Regions from separate parts of the Homo sapiens genome. Here region 1 is linked to region 2. Evidence: chromatin contacts called from ENCODE Hi-C or POLR2A ChIA-PET data. All regions are on one chromosome and are shown on one strand. Each heading gives the region's core, a stretch centred on a gene start or an enhancer-like site at or near the end of the contact. The rest is flanking DNA. Distances are from core to core; before and after follow the strand shown. Region 1 overlaps CAMK1D (calcium/calmodulin dependent protein kinase ID). Region 2 holds the start of OPTN (optineurin).

Region 1 (2,700 bases), core at 156-2,655, 730 kb after region 2:
ATATTTTAATATAATAATAGGAATAAATAAATAATAGGAATAAATATAATAATAGGTAATAATAATAGGAATAAAGTACACAATAAATGTAATATGCTTGAATCATCCTGAAACCATCCCCCCACCCCTCGTCCATGGAAAAATTGTCTTCCACGAAACTGATCCCTGGTGCCAAAAAGATTGAGGACCACTGATCTAACCTCAAGAATTTCCAAAGACTGTGTTCTGAAGAGGGGTTGGCTTCAAGGTTTAGGGCATCTGCAGCTTAGCAGAAAGCAGGACTGTGCATGTAACAGTGTTTATTTTATGTCATGAAGCAACTAAGAAGCTGGCTTCCTGTGTCTTACTCTAAGCAGGGAGAGTCAGCCACACTTGGATATGAATATTTTTTATCCCCTTTTTCTCACAAGTATAATTAGCTCTCTGGAAGTCTGTGGCGTCAGGTCTCATCTTGGCGACAGGATCTGTCCCGCTGCTGATTCTGGGGATGTGTTTAGAAGTGGTCATGAGGATAGAGATGGGGACCATGAGAATAAGCCAAGCAAGGCCATCACCACCATCACTGCCAAGCTACACGAATTACTGACAAACTTCAAGTCTGACACCCACTGTGCTCACGAAGACTCTATCTTATAGGGGATAAAGCCGCCCCTATATCCACAGCCAATGCACAGTGACTCAGGCACACCACCTAGTAAAATACTGAAATACCTCCAGTGAGTCTAGATCCACAGCCCCACCTCCACAGGTCCAGCTCCACCACTAATCTCTGGGGTCTCTCCCTAGATCTGCCACCCACCCCGCAGAATGACTGACTGCCCAGGATCCATCCAGCCAATGATTGACTCTTCTTTTTTTTTTTAAGACATAGTCTCGCTGTGTCACCCAGGCTGGAGTGCAGTCACGCAATCTCAGCTCACTGCAACCCCCACCTCCTAGGTTCAAGCGATTCTCCTGCCTCAGCCTCCCGAGTAGCCAGGATTACAGGCATGCGCTACCAGGCCTGGCTAATTTTTTTTTTTATTTTTAGTAGACATGGGGTTTCACTATGTTGGCCAGGCTCGTCTCAAACTCCTGTCCTCAAGTGATTCACCCACCTTGGCCTGCCAAAGTGCTAGGATTACAGGTGTGAGCCACTGAGCCCAGCCCAACAACTGATTCTTACTGTCTTCTTTATATTCTTCCAAATTTTTCAAATTCTCTACAAGGATGGCATGTTGCTGTTCTAATTTTAAGTTCTTCTTAGGGTACCATCACTTAAAAACCGAAAATGAAAACAATACAACAACACTGAAATAGAGCCAAAGAAAACAGACTATGAAACTTTGGGGTTTGTGTTGGTAACTTTCAGATTCAAGATCAACATATGACCCAACTTCTACAGGAAGCCTGCCCAAAAGATAACAGCTATGTTTCAAGAGGTGAATGTGACACTGACACTGAGGAGAAGGAAACGTGTTTTTTTGAGACGGAGTCTCATTCTGTCACCCAGACTGGAGTGCATTGGTGCGATCTCTGCTCACTGCAGCCTCCGGCTCCCAGGTTCCAGGGATTCTCCCACCTCAGCCTCCCGAGTAGCTGGGATTACAGGCATGTGCCACCACGCCCAGCTAATTTTTTTGTATTTTTTAGTAGAGGCAGGGTTTCACCATGTTGGCCAGACTGGTCTCGAACTCCTGACTTCAACTGATTGGTCCACCTCAGCCTCCCAAAGTGCTGGGATTACAGGCGTGAGCCACCCCAGCCAGCACAGAAGGAAACATTTTTAAAGCTATAATCTTTAGGCCGGGCGTGGTGGCTTACACCTGTAATCCCAGCACTTTGGGAGGCCGAGGCAGGCAGATCACGAGGTCAGCAGATCGAGACCATCCTGGCTAACACGGTGAAACCCTGTCTCTACTAAAAATACAAAAAATTAGCCGGGCATGGTGGCAAGCGCCTGTAGTCCCAGCTACTCGGGAGGCTGAGGCAGGAGAATGGCGTGAACCTGGGAGGCGGAGCTTGCAGTGAGCCGAGATTGCGCCACTGCACTCCAGCCTGGGCGACAGAGCGAGACACTGTATCAAAACAAAAACAAAAACAAAAAAAGCTATAACCTTTGCAACATCATAATTGCTCCTGTATGGATTAATGTGAGGTCTTTACTATAATATATACCAAGCAGCACACATTCTTATCTCATTTGGGATCTATAAAAAGTCCATAACGTAAGCAGGTGTCATTATCCCCATTTGACAAACAAGGTCATCAGGACTCAGAGAGGATAGGCCGGCTTGGTGGCTCACACCTGTAATCCCAGAACTTTGGGAGGCTAAGGTGGGTGGATCATTTGAGGTCAGGAATTCAAGACCAGCCCGGCCAACATGGTGAAACCCTGTCTCTATTGAACATACAAAATTAGCCTGGCGTGGTGGTGTATACCTATAATCCCAGCTACTTAGGAGGCTGAGGCAGGAGAATCGCTTGAACCTGGGAGGCAGAGGTTCCAGAGAGTCAAGATCGCACCACTGAACTCCAGCCTGGGTGACAGTGAGACTCCACCTCAAAAAAAAAAAAAGAATCAGAGAGGATAAAACCAAGATTCCATAGTTCTTCACTGGCAGAGCTGGGACTCAAACCCAGACTCCTGACCTCTGCTTCCTTCAGTGGTATGCCACAGCCACCTTCCAGCGACTCCTAAAAGTCTAAGTCAGGAATTTT
Region 2 (2,700 bases), core at 32-2,531:
CCCTCGAGAATAAAGTTTGGTTTTCCGGGGGTGGGTGGGGGGGTGGGGGGGTGGAGGTTAGGTTAGTTATATTCCTAGCATAATATGCAACCTAAAGGTTAGTTTATAAAAAAAGAAGCTGTTACTTTTATTGTGTTGTACGTAATATATAAAGAACGCCTAAAATTGGCCCAGTGGAAAAACAGATGAATTATGCCAGGACTTAAATCAATGATCGTCCTCTGTCTACAGGTCACATTTAAACTTGCCTTGTCCACTCCAGGGCAATCCCTGGCCTTGGGGTCTGCCCTGGGACTTCTCCAGCCCCCGCCCCAAAACTGGGCCTGTCCTGGGAGGCAGCCTGGCACCACTAACTCTTCTCTCCCTGGGTCAAAAGAGCAAGGTGGGTTCTTCTGTTCACACAGCCTGCACCTTGCTAACCAGATCCAAAGGCTTCTGAGGTCCTCACATTGCCTTACTTTTCTATGCTTTCATTTTCCATTTCATCCTTACAAACAGTTCCTTGGTGTACATTTCCATACAACAGTTTTCCTGCTGGTGGAGGCCAGGTCGGAACCTGGGTTTCATTTTCTTTGAGCGATGTTTACTTCCTGTAGCTTATGCATTTCGATGGCAAAAACAATTCCTTTGGGGTTCTCGGCCTCATCAAATATTCTCTCTATATAGAGTGTACACACTCTCCTAGACACAGCAGTCTATGTGGATTCCCACCGACCCTGGGCACCTCATTCAGCTCGGGTAGTGGTCCCATGTCTCCCACAGGCGTGTCTGTAACCACCTCCTTATGGCGAGGAACTGGCTGCGGAATCCTTCCCAGCCTGCGGGAGGACGTCACCTCCAAGTCTCTGGGTGACTTGTAGAGGGGTTACCTGCGGCCAAGAGGCCGGCCCTGGACCCTTCTTGGGCCCACCCTGTGTTCACTACCCACCCTCTCCCACCAGGTCAGGACCCGCCGAGGCTTGGGGATCCTCCCAGGGCAGCCGTCTCGCGGGAGGGCCGCCCCACCCCTCGCCACCCTCACCCCGACAGGCTCCGGGCCGCGGGGCAGGGCGGCGGGTACCGTTTTCAGGCCGCGGAAGCGCCCGCCGGGAAGGAGCCGCCGCCCCCTCGCCCACCGCTGCAGCCCCCTGCCCTGGCTCACCTGCCGCCCGGCTTGGCTTCGCTCAGGGTCACTGTTTCCTCGGCATCGTGCCGCCTGGAGAGAACTCCCGACCGGGATGGGACGCTGACCAGGGAACCTGCCGGCGGGCGGCGGCGGTGGCGGAGGGGGCAGCCGGGACTGGGGTGCCTAGGGCTGATGCGCGGCCTGGCGACCCCGCCCAGCGCGGCTCAGCTGACAGCCAGCCGCTCCCTGCCCGCGCCGGGGAATTTCCCGGGCCCCGCCCATCCCATACCCCGCCCATCCCCCCCACCCTGCCCATTCCATACCCCACCCGACCAAGGCCCCGCCCCTCCTCTTTCCTGCGTCCGCCCCCAGCTACCCACCCTCGCTGTCCGTGCGGGGTCGAGGCTGGGACCCGGGTGAACAGGGACTGCTCTAAGGCGTCACTGTGACGGCGTTAATCAAAATAAATCATTAATCAAATGCAGTGTGCGGAGTTCGTCTTCCCCGTGTCTTCCCGCAGATCCCGTAGTGGAGGCTGGAGCCGCAGGGGGTCGCTGCCGCCCACAGAAAGAGGAGAATGCCAGGCATCCTCGGAGGGAGGCCTCCATCTGTGTTTTTTGAAAAAAGGTTAACATCTAGACATAGTTAACTGAGCATACATAGCTTTCCACTCGTTTTTGCTTTAAAATACACTCAAAAAGCAGAAAGCCTGCAGGATGCTTCTTGGGCTCTTGTTGCGGACGAATAGGCTCGGCTATTCTTGTTGCTGAAGAATAGCCTCTGCTGGTGTGGAGGAGGGAAGCTGCCCCCGGATTAGACAGCAGGATGACAAGGTAGGAGCGAGAGCCGCCCTATGTGCATCCAGAGTACCCGGGTAGCGCTGCAGGGATGGGAGGGAGGGAAGGAGGGAGGGGGAGAGAGAGAGAGAGGGAGGGACGGAGAGAGGGAGAGAGGGAGGGAGAGAGGGAGGGAGGGAGAGAGGGAGAGAAAAAAAACAAAACAACAACAACAAAACCTAATCTGAAACAGGAAAAAGGCAGATGCGCCCTCTCCTGGTATCTCCGAAGGATTCTGCTTCGCTGTCTGGACCTCCTGCTGCCTGGCCAAGCCTGACTCTCAACCCTGCCCCTGAGGCTAACCCCAAGAGCAGGGCAGAGAAGCAAGCAAGTCAGCGACTGCCCCAGACCCAATTCCGGGCCCTCGAGTTGGTGTGGTGTAGGAGGGGCAGATGAGGCTAGAGGCTGCTTTATAAGGAGTGAGCCTGGGGGTGGGAGTGGGGAGAAATAGAGAATTTAAAAAAATTCTTTTTATATCAGTGCAGGAGGGCCAGGCGCGGTGGCTCACGCCTGTAATCCCAGCACTTTGGGAGGCCAAGGCAGGCAGATCGCAAGGTCCGGAGTTCGAGACCAGCCTGGCCAATATGGTGAAAGCCTGTCTCTACTAAAAATACAAAAATTAGCCGGGCATGATGGTACTCTCCTGTAGTCCCAGCTACTCGGGAGGCTAAGGCAGAAGAATCGCTTGAACCCGGGAGGCAGAGCTTGCAGCGAGCCGAGATCATGCCACTGCACTCCAGCCTGGGTGACAGAGTGAGA

The links. A loop is a pair of places that touch in the nucleus more often than their neighbours do. ChIA-PET counts read pairs that join two places held with the same protein, here RNA polymerase II (POLR2A). Pooled maps may share reads with other maps.
Region 1: a loop to region 2 is called in a pooled map, with 6 times the contacts of the local background. The contact joins the enhancer-like site here to the promoter of OPTN in region 2. A Hi-C loop is called at or near these places in 3 of 168 maps with a recorded cell type or tissue (CD8-positive, alpha-beta T cell, endothelial cell of umbilical vein and naive thymus-derived CD4-positive, alpha-beta T cell) and 10 of 50 pooled maps. POLR2A ChIA-PET finds 5 or more read pairs at or near these places in 1 of 52 experiments (K562).

What each region holds. Positions count from the first base shown.
Region 1 is chr10:12,364,821-12,367,520 of GRCh38, reverse strand. The region is part of intron 1 of CAMK1D (calcium/calmodulin dependent protein kinase ID); the gene reads right to left. Among named protein-coding and RNA genes, the nearest start is that of CAMK1D, 17 kb to the right of the region's middle. Within about 2 kb of position 1,405, at least 4 of the 41 ENCODE cell types and tissues checked have a DNase peak (open chromatin) inside an H3K27ac peak, as active enhancers do; they include CD8-positive, alpha-beta T cell, where a contact is called at or near this core.
Region 2 is chr10:13,098,744-13,101,443 of GRCh38, reverse strand. OPTN (optineurin) reads right to left here and starts at 1,281. Exons shown (of 15, transcript NM_001008212.2): 1 at 1,142-1,281. It also overlaps a transcript of CCDC3 not described here. RefSeq lists an enhancer at 496-625 and silencers at 906-1,475, 1,946-2,005.